2 separate regions of the Homo sapiens genome follow, and region 2 is linked to region 1. A link is an interaction called in ENCODE POLR2A ChIA-PET data of the cell type or tissue named here. Cell type or tissue: GM12878. All regions are shown on one strand.

Region 1 (5,000 bases):
CTCAGTTAATGGCTTGAGTGTCAGGGCCACCAGTCTCCCGGGAGCCAGTGCTCCCAACCAGCAAGGACTGGAGAGGAACTGCAGATGAAACAACACTTCATTTCTCTACAACACTGGCCAAGACTTTTTTTTTTTTTTTTGACATGCATGCATCCACGCTGGCTTTATCCTGACTTATGAATCCAGCAAGGCCCACAGAGGAACATCTGGTTTTGACATTAATTTCTTCTACTCTGCAGGATGGTTGGGTTTTTAACTCATTGGGGGCCTTTGGCTAGACCTTGAATTTCCTGGTGCAACTTGACAGAGGTGAGAGGGCTTGAGGGAGTTAAATAAAACTATGTGCTGCCCTTGAAAGGACTTGCAAATGCTTTATATATTAAACAAAGAAACTCCACTTGGATCAAGCTCTTGACAAAGATCCAACCAATTAGGTAAACGGTATAGTCTCGAAAGGCAGTGACATTTCATGCAAGGAATACTGAATTGGAAGCATGGAGACTTGGACTCTTGGTCTACTTCTGTCACTGCAAAAGGTTTCTGGGTCAAAGTTTCCTCACTTAGGACCATGTGCCCTTATCCTCTTCTTCATCATTTCATTTATGATATTAGCTTATGCTCACACATTTTTTTTTCCAGAGAGTACTTGACTTAGTAAAAATTTCCCTCTAACAACAGCAACTTTTGGGTTTATTATAAAGTAATTCCACATGTTTAAGAATAACTTTAAAAAATAATCTGTGTCTGTGTTCTTAAGTTGTAGGGAAAAGAGAGAGAGATCAGACCATTACTGTCTCTATGTAGAAAGGGAAAGACATAAGAAACTCCATTTTGATCTGTACCCTGAACAATTGCTTTGCCCTGAGATGCTGTTAATCTGTAACTTTGCCCCAACCTTGAGCTCACAGAAACATGTGTTGTATGGAATCAAGGTTTAAGGGATCTAGGGCTGTGTGGGATGTGCCTTGTTAACAAAATGTTTACAGGCAGTATGTTTGGTAAAAGTCATCGCCATTCTCCATTCTCGATAAACCAGGGGCACAATGCACTGCAGAAAGCCACAGGGACCTCTGCCCAGGAAAACTGGGTATTATCCAAGGTTTCTCCCCATGTGATAGTCTGAAATATGGCCTTGTGGGATGGGAAAGACCTGACCATCCCCCCAGCCCGAGACCCGTGAAGGGTCTGTGCTGAGGAGGATTAGCAAAAGAGGAAGGCCTCTTGCAGTTGAGATAGAGGAAGGCCACTGTCTCCTGCCTGCCCCTGGGAACTGAATGTCTCGGTATAAAACCCGATTGTACATTTGTTCAATTCTGAGATAGGAGAAAAGCCGCCCTGTGGCGGGAGGCGAGACATGTTGGCAGCAATGCTGCTCTGCTACTCTTTACTCCACTGAGATGTTTGGGTGGAGAGAAGCATAAATGTGGCCTACATGCACATCCAGGCATAGTACCTTCCCTTGAACTTATTTGTGACACAGATTCCTTTGCTCACATGTTTTCTTGCTGACCTTCTCCCCACTATCACCCTGTTCTCCTGCCGCATTCCTCTTGCTGAGATAGTGAAAATAGTAATCAATAAATACTGAGGAAACCCGGGGACCGGTGCCGGTGCAGGTCCTCTGTATGCTAAGCACCGGTCTCCTGGGCCCGCTGTTCTTTCTCTATACTTTGTCTCTGTGTCTTATTTCTTTTCTCAGTCTCTCGTCCCACCCGATGAGAAATACCCACAGGTGTGGAGGGGCTGGCCCCCTTCATAAAGTAAGAAGAATGTCATCTGAAGGTCCAATAAAAATAAACAAATGAAGAAGTAGAAATTAATGTTGTATTAGTCACTGCCCCATCTATTGTTACATCACATCATAATACATCATTGAAATAGCATTGATTATTAAAGTTTCCATGATAATAGAATGTAAGACTAAATTTTCAGTGTAAAAATAAGAGAGATATGGATAGGTCTTCTAAAAGCAGAAAAGAAGATGAAAACTTCTAAAGGATAAAAAGATGGGTAGGATTGGGAAATATCCCCTTTAGAAATAGAACATCTCTTCTATTTCTAGACCAAGTAAGTTCAGACAACGATTACTTCAAAAATATCTGAGCACACTAAAAAAATTTTTAAAAATCCAACTATCTGAAAATATAAAATCTCTCTAGAACAGCTCTCAAGCAATAGTGTGTCGAATCACCTAGAAGTCTTGTGAAAACAGACTGCTGGGAACCATCTCCAGAGCTTCTGGTCCAGAAAGGGGCCTGAGAATTTGCCTTTCTAACAAGTTTCCAGGTGATAGTGATATTGCTGCTCCTGGGACCATACTTAGAGAACTATTGCTCCAGAAAGAGATTTAATGGCTAATACAATAAAGTCAAGTGATCTTACTCTGTATTTTTGTTGTTGTTGTTCTTTTAAATCAACAAAAGTGATTCAAGTGTCAAGTGTGGTTGAATGGTGAGAATGAAAAAATAAGCAAAAAACGAAGGGGTATTGAATCAGTGCAGAATAGTCAGAAGTCACACACAGAGAAAATGGATGTATTTTACCTTTGGTGAGGAGTAAATTATAAAAGGACTGTAGCTACTTTCTGAAAGGTAAAATTGTCCTGACTCAAGGATGAAAAGGTATGTCAAAGGGGAATGTTTTATAATAATGAGTCCCTGGGTCTAGACCTGATACCAGTGGTTCTCATCCTGGCTACATTATAGAATTACTTGGGCACACTTTGGGAGGCCAACGCAGATGGATCATCTGAGGTCAGGAGTTTGAGACCAGCCTGGCCAACATGGTGAAACCCCGTCTCTACTAAAAATACAAAAATTAGCCGGGTGTGGTGGTGCACGCCTGTAATTCCAGCTACTCAGGAGGCTGAGGCACTAGAATCGCTTGAAACCAGGAGGCGGAGGTTGCAGTGAGCTCAGATCGCACAACTGCACTCCAGCCTGGGGAACAGAGTGAGACTCCCTCTAAAAAAAAAAAAAAAAAAAAAAAAAAAAAAAAAAAAAAAGAATAACTTGGGCAATTAGAAACTTGAAAGGGGGCTTTCCGGGTGATTTCCAAGTACAGAGAAGATTATGAACCTGCCTACAAGGTGTTCTACTCTGCAGAAAAGATGAAGTGTTGAATCACAAAGAGACGAGAGACACAGCTTTCTATGGATGGTGATTTTAATTCCCATGACTGGACCACAGAATCTCAATACAAAGACAATGAGGTCAAGATAGATTAAATGATATGCAAGAGGCTGTACAGCTAGTTAGGGGCAAATCCACTATTAAACCTCTTTTCCTGAAGCCCATCCAAATTTCTGTCTACCATATTATTTGACTGAATTTGCAATAATAATTTTAAAAATAGAAAAAAGGTGGTATTTGGGGAGAATCTAAAATAGAGATCTCAGTACACAACAGTAAGGTCAATTATCACATTGGAGATTCCAGTGTTTTCAATCAAAATATCCACTATAAGAAACTAAGAAGTCAACACAGGCTTTCATCAATTCTGAAACTACCTCTAATGTAAACAGAGCTTTCACTATCTACAAGCCAAGTGGTTCCAGTGAGGTTGGTTACTGACGTTATTGTAGTACACAAAAGCCATGGGAAATTGAAGCATAAGGAAAAAGAGAGAAGATGGCCTACAGTGATGTTGTCTGGCAACCTTAAGAGATCACAGGCAGGCTCTTCTCCAGCAAGCTGTTTCTCATACTCCATCAACGATATCAACATATTGCACTGGGAGAGGTTTGCCAGAAGGAAAGTGAGGTCATGGAGTGATTTGGTGAAGCCCACAGCTCGTCTGTAACTCAGCCTACTTTATGGGACTCAAAGTGAATTAAAACTACATTTTAAAAGCTGTGTCTTCCACCTGGTTCTCCTCACTGTTTTTGGCTAGCAGGAAAAGGGCCTGTCAGTTTTATCTGTAGGAGGTAAAAAGGAACAGCACATTTCAGGGAAAAGCAAATAAACATATTTGCTGCGGTGGTTTCAGGTTTACCAATGCAGCAGGTGGGTCAGGAAGCACAGCACTGATCCCAATCACTGCAACATTAACATTTTGCTCAACCAAACATGATGTCACATGGCCCATGAGAAAGCATGTTTTGAGCTCATAATATGAAATAGAGGTCAGACAGGAGCTTCTCCCCCATGTGACCAACGCATCTACATTTTACAGGAATTTCTTCCTCTTGGGATCAATTCACAATACCTCTATCCATTTCCATGTCTTGATAAAAACCAAATAGAAAATCAGAAATTATTTTTAAAGCAGCTTTGCTGAAAGAATATTCAAGGCATTAGAAAGAAAGAATCAATATATCATTTTGATCACTTAAAAGCTTTTTTTCATGGTTACTCAAAACCCACGCAGAGCTAGGAGATAGGGCTCATTAAATCAGAGGGATTCTGGAAGACCATTTCCTGGTCAGCTGGAGCAATGTTGCCTGCACCAGTCCTATCCCTAACAGCCAAAAACTGTGATGAGAACCAGGCTTTTAAAATGTAGTTTTAATTCGCTTTTTTTTTTTTTTTCTTTTGTTGAGACAGAGTCTCGCTGTCGCCCAGGCTGGAGTGCAGTGGCGCGATCTCCGCTCACTGCAGGCTCCGCCTCCCAGGTTCACGCCATTCTCCTGCCTCAGCCTCCCAAGTAGCTGGGACTACAGGCGCCCGCCACCTCGCCCGGCTAATTTTTTGTGTTTTTAGTAGAGACGGGGTTTCACCGTGTTAGCCAGGATGGTCTCGATCTCCTGACCTCGTGATCCGCCCGCCTCAGCCTCTCAAAGTGCTTGGGATTACAGGCGTGAGCCACCGCGCCCGGCTTAATTCGCTTTTGAGTTTCATAAAGTAGGCCAAGTTACAGACAAATGCAGCAGTGTGAGGTAGACTTTCTATTTTTCCTATCCTGTTGTGTGATGGAACTTACTTATTTCTTTTGATTCTCAGGTTTCTCATGCTATAATTAAACACAAATGTGGCTCCTATCATTTTATTTTACAAAAGTGA
Region 2 (5,000 bases), 440 kb before region 1:
TGAGTAGAATTAGTTCTTGCCCTTAGGCAAGTAAAAGCATGTAGGATATAATACAAAATGGACAGAAACCCTGTAAAAGAAAAAGTACATACATGCTCCCCAAAATGTACAAAGGATTGGCGGTACTCTCAATAGGGAAAGCCATAGCTAGTTCAGGCACAAAATGGCAGACAGAGCATTATTTGAGATAGTGCTTAAAGGGTGCGTGAGATTTCGACATGGTGAAACTAGACTGGCAATTCAAGGGGTTACAAAAGGGATATCTGACCCATCTGTGGGCAGGAGGGTTCATAGAGGGTTTCCAGAAATTTCAAACTGAAAATATTAGGCTTAGACGTCCATACTTTTTTAAAAACTCAAAACAAGAATTTAAAAAATATATTTAAAAAACTCATTTGTTTTTATTTTCCCAGCTTTTATAAAAGTTGAAATAATTTTGGCATGACAGGGATCTTAATAAAAGCACAGTTTCTTGAAATGGTATTCTATATGTTTTAATGAAGACATATGTTTGGGTTATTTAAATAAAGTGCCATTATTCTTTACTTCCCACACGATACAGTTTTTCTGTGTCATATACCACCACAGCATGTATTGTCTCTGAAGCTGCATTAAGGAGGCAGGACTCCTTTATGGAGCCGCATCTACATTTTGGCTGTGACACTTCGGCAGATACTTAAAAATTAATTTAACTTATGTTAGTGTAACTCATTTATATACATTCTGATTTGATCTTTAGGAAAACTCAGAGGAGCAGATAGTGTAACAAATATTCTTTTTTTATGGGAAGCAGACTTGAAGTTTTGAGTGGTGGCCAGCCAGCTAGAAAGTAGTGGAATTAGTATATACCAAATTTAATGCCTTTTCTGTGATTTTCCTAGAACTAAATATTATTTTAGGAGTAATGCAGTTCTCATAAGTAGAAAAGATAGTATTTAAGTTGTTTAATTTTTTTTTTGAATTCTCTAGGCTATTCTGCATTTATGGAATTTTCCACTAGGTAATATGCATTCAGGTCACATACACAGTGAGATTTTCTAAAGTGACAGTACAGATAAAAAGGCTGTGCAACTTGGTGATAATTGTGCTCCATTTAAGCAACCATCAACTGGTGCATTTTTTTAAAGATAAATTAGATTTTATCAAAATTGAAATATTTTTTCTTTTTGATACTTTATGTTCTGGGATACATGTGCAGAACATGCAGGTTTGTTATGGGTATACATGTGCCATGGTGGTTTGCTGCACCCATCAACCCATTATCTACATTAGGTATTTCTCCTAACGCTATGCCTCCCCTTGCCCCCCACCCCCAAGTTGTGTAATTTTTTAAAAAAAATTATAGTACTTGGTGTCAAAACCTTGTCCCTGATATCAGCAGTATGAATTATTAATAGATACCATCTGAAACCCTGGAGGGAAGTAATAAGCTTTTAAAGATGTTCATCCTGATGATTAGCCTGTCATCTTTCATGGGGCCCTGAAATCAAGAATCCACCCTTTTTCACATGGATATAATGGATTTAATACAGTATTTAGCATTATGCACTGTATATATATGTGGTCTTTTCCCTCTAGGTGGCTCTCTGGGTCTATATAGATACAAACTATTGAGAAATGTGGCTATTCCTACCTTTATTTTGCTTCTGTGTTCTGTGGGACTGTGAATTACATTTTAGTAAACTGTGAAGCCCATGAACACATAGTATCAGCTGCTCAATTTAGTGCAAGTTTGAAAAAGGAAATAATAAAGCAAATAAGAATTAACATTTATTTATTACATGCTCACAAACTTGGGGGAAGAGGGGAAGAGACAGACAAGTGAATCCAATTGCATTGCTCTGGTTTGGTCTAGTAAGTAAAGAAGGTTGATAAGATTTCTATAATACACTTCATTTTCTAGGATCCAGTCATTTGTACTCACTTTGAGATAAGTGTCTGGAACATAGGAGTAGTGATTTATCTATATCTTTAATTTTCCATAGAAAACTTGGTTTTAAAAGGGAATAAAAATAATTACTTTTATACTTAATGATAGTGCTAAGGTACTAGGGGAAAGGAATCTTTGGATTTACCAGTATATGTATTTGTCAGTGCTCTTTTTCTTCCTGACCATTTGACACTTTGATCTGTAGTAATATGGCGTTTGCTTTTACCACTGTATCAGAAGCACTCAGGGCTGTGTGGGTTATTTTTGTCTTGTACCGTGATAGATTTTCATGCATTAACTTGCTTTCTTGATAGTTTTTCTGACAGCTTTTCATGTGTTAACATGCTTTCTTCTCTTGGCATCAGTGAGAAGTATCTGTATCTGGTTCTTCCCTTTCCTCTCCCAGTCATTCTTTCTTCTTGTGGATGCCTCTTAAATAGTGTCTTTTTAAAACAATTTCAAGTTTTATTTTAGATTCAGGGGATACATGTGCAGGTTTGTTACAAGGGTATATTATGTGATACTGAGGTTTGGGGGACAGTTGAGCCTGTCATCCAGGTAGTGAGCATAGTACCCAATTGGTAGTTTTTCAACTCTTCTCCCCCTCCCACCTTCCCCTATCTTTTAAGTCCCCAATATCTATCGTTGCCATCTTTATGTCCATGTATACCCAATGTTTAGCTCCCACTTAAAAGTGAGAACATGTGATATTTGGTTTTCTGTTTCTGCATTAATTAGGTTATATACTTGATTTTATTCTCTTTCTACTCTGGGTTCTCCATAGACAGTTTCATAAATGCCAAGGTTTCAGCTATCATTTATATGTTGTTTTAGTCCCTTTGGGCTGCTATAACAAAAATACCATAGATTGGGTAGCTTAAACAACAGATAATGATTTCTCATAGTTCTAGAGGCTGAGAAGTCCAAGATAAGAAAGACACTGACAAATTCAGTATCTCAGGGGGGCCAACTTCCTGGTTCATAGACAGTTTCTGTGTCCTTTTGTGATGGAAGGTTGTCAGAGAGATCTCTGGAGTCTCTTTAAAAAAAAAAAAAAGTTCTTTTTGGAGACGTATATTGCCCAGGTTGGAGTGGAAGGCTGGGACCATAGGTGTGTGCCACCACACTGGGCCTTGGGGGTCTCTTTTATAAGGGCATTTATTCCATTAATGCAAGCTTCACCTTCATGGCAAAATCACCCCCGAAAAGGCCTGCCTGCTAATACCATCATATTGGTGGTTGGGATTTTAACATAAGAATTTTGGGGGGAACACAAACATTCAGTCCATAACATATGCCGTTGGTTTCCAAGTCCATGTCTTTAGCCCATTCCTCTCCCAAGCTTTGAACCAAACCTTTACCTGCCTGCTGTGGCAGGCCTAGAGTAGGTTGTCAGTAGAGTTGGAATGAATGAACAAATGTTTAGAACTTATCATCTGCCTTCTCCCCAAACCAGCCTATCCTCTCTTTTCTCTGTCTTCTTGAAACTACTTTCCCAAATGCAAGCTTGCTTTGAGAATCTTTGACTCATTCTTTTTCTTACCTCACAGTTACCAGTTCCTATCCAGGTTTGGAAAAAATACTGACTTGGATGCATTGGCCCTTCCCTAAGCCTGCTTTGATTGCATTCCAGTCAAGCTTCTAATTTAGATCCAGTCACAGTGCAGTGTAATTACCAGTATCTTTCTGTCCCCACTCTGCGAAGTTTGTGGGCATATAATTAATAAATGTTTGTTATTTCCTTCTTCAAATTTGTGTTAAAATAAGTGGCTGATGTTATGTATTGATGGACTCATAGTTTAATTATGCAGGTTTTAAGACATATACTGATAGAAAATTTTTGAACCCTACTCCTGAAAATAAATTCCAAGATTTGAGTGATTAATCAGTATGGAGAAACAATTCCCAGAAGTGTTTCTTTGTGCATTCTTTAGGACTTGACCATACACAAAAAGTTAAATTGTATACAGAGTGCATAGCGGCAATATGTTGAAGGACATAAGTAGTGCTTGGTACATTAAATGATAAAATGATCTCATTTGATTATAACAGGGCCTGTGGTGTATATGTAGATAAAATGGAAATAGATAAGGTACTGTTCTCTCTGAATAGTCTGGGGTAATAAATTAATGTATTGTTTCTTGTTATTATGTTTAAACCATTTCATTGTAATGCTGTAATAATTTCACTTGACTAATTGGGTGCAGAGGAAAATACAACTTTTTGAAGTTGGCTAAGAAGTTCTTTATTTTTGGTTTAAATTAGCATAATTATCTCTTCTGCTTGGAGAAGAAAAGGAAAACCTATATTAAGAAAATGTTTAAATACAATTATTGTGTGTCAGTTTGGTGGCTAATATTCTTGATCTTAGGAATCATGACTACAATCTAGTATTTTTATGTTTGATTAATGTTGAGATTAAGAGCTGCTGGAAATGAATGCGTAGGTTGCTACTTACCTTCTCCCACTTTTTTGTGCCTCTGTAGGTACATGGACTATATCGCACAACAGGTGCTAGTTTTGAGAAGGCCCAACAGGAGTTTGCAACAGGTGTGATGTCCAACAAAACTGTCCAGACCGCAGCTGCAAATGCAGCTTCAACTGCAGCATCTAGTGCAGCTCAGAATGCTTTCAAGGGTAACCAGATTTAAGAATCTTCAAACAATACACTGTTACCTTTTGACTGTACCTTTTTCTCCAGTTACTGTATTCTACAAATATTTTTATGTTCAAAACACACAGTACAGACAGCATGGATATTTCCTGTTCACTTGTGCATGGGCTAAAACCAGGAAAACTTCCTTGTCTTATTACTTTACCTAATAGTTTCTTAATATTTCAGTGCCCCTTGCAGAAAAAATATTACATGCTAAATAAATATTCTCCATATTTTTGGGGGATGACATTCAGTGAATTATTTCAGTGGTGACCCACTGAAAATTAATAATGGTACTTATGATTAAAAACGCATTTAATACTAACTGCAGTAGTTCTTTCAAGAATCTTTAGAGATAAGGATTGCACATTGGAAAAGTAAACCATGTTTCATTCCTTTTTCCCTATTTATATT

Evidence for each region. ChIA-PET counts read pairs that join two places held together with the same protein. Peaks named below come from ENCODE experiments on the same cell type or tissue, not always from the same donor. Only the 100,000 strongest peaks of a DNase experiment are listed, where the experiment ranks them.
Region 2: POLR2A ChIA-PET joins it to region 1 with 8 read pairs; 2 of 35 experiments call an interaction of 5 or more read pairs at or near these places.

Annotation. Positions count from the first base shown.
Region 1 is chr5:78,908,608-78,913,607 of GRCh38, forward strand. All of the region lies in intron 4 of ARSB (arylsulfatase B), which reads right to left. Among named protein-coding and RNA genes, the nearest start is that of ARSB, 74 kb to the right of the region's middle. In GM12878, no CTCF peak of the experiment used is centred here; no DNase peak of the experiment used is centred here; H3K27ac peaks cover 1,240 bases.
Region 2 is chr5:78,471,088-78,476,087 of GRCh38, forward strand. It overlaps SCAMP1 (secretory carrier membrane protein 1), which reads left to right. Exons shown (of 9, transcript NM_004866.6): 9 at 4,417-5,000. The coding sequence ends at 4,581. Among named protein-coding and RNA genes, the nearest start is that of SCAMP1, 110 kb to the left of the region's middle. In GM12878, a CTCF peak has its summit at 1,583 (motif pointing right); no DNase peak of the experiment used is centred here.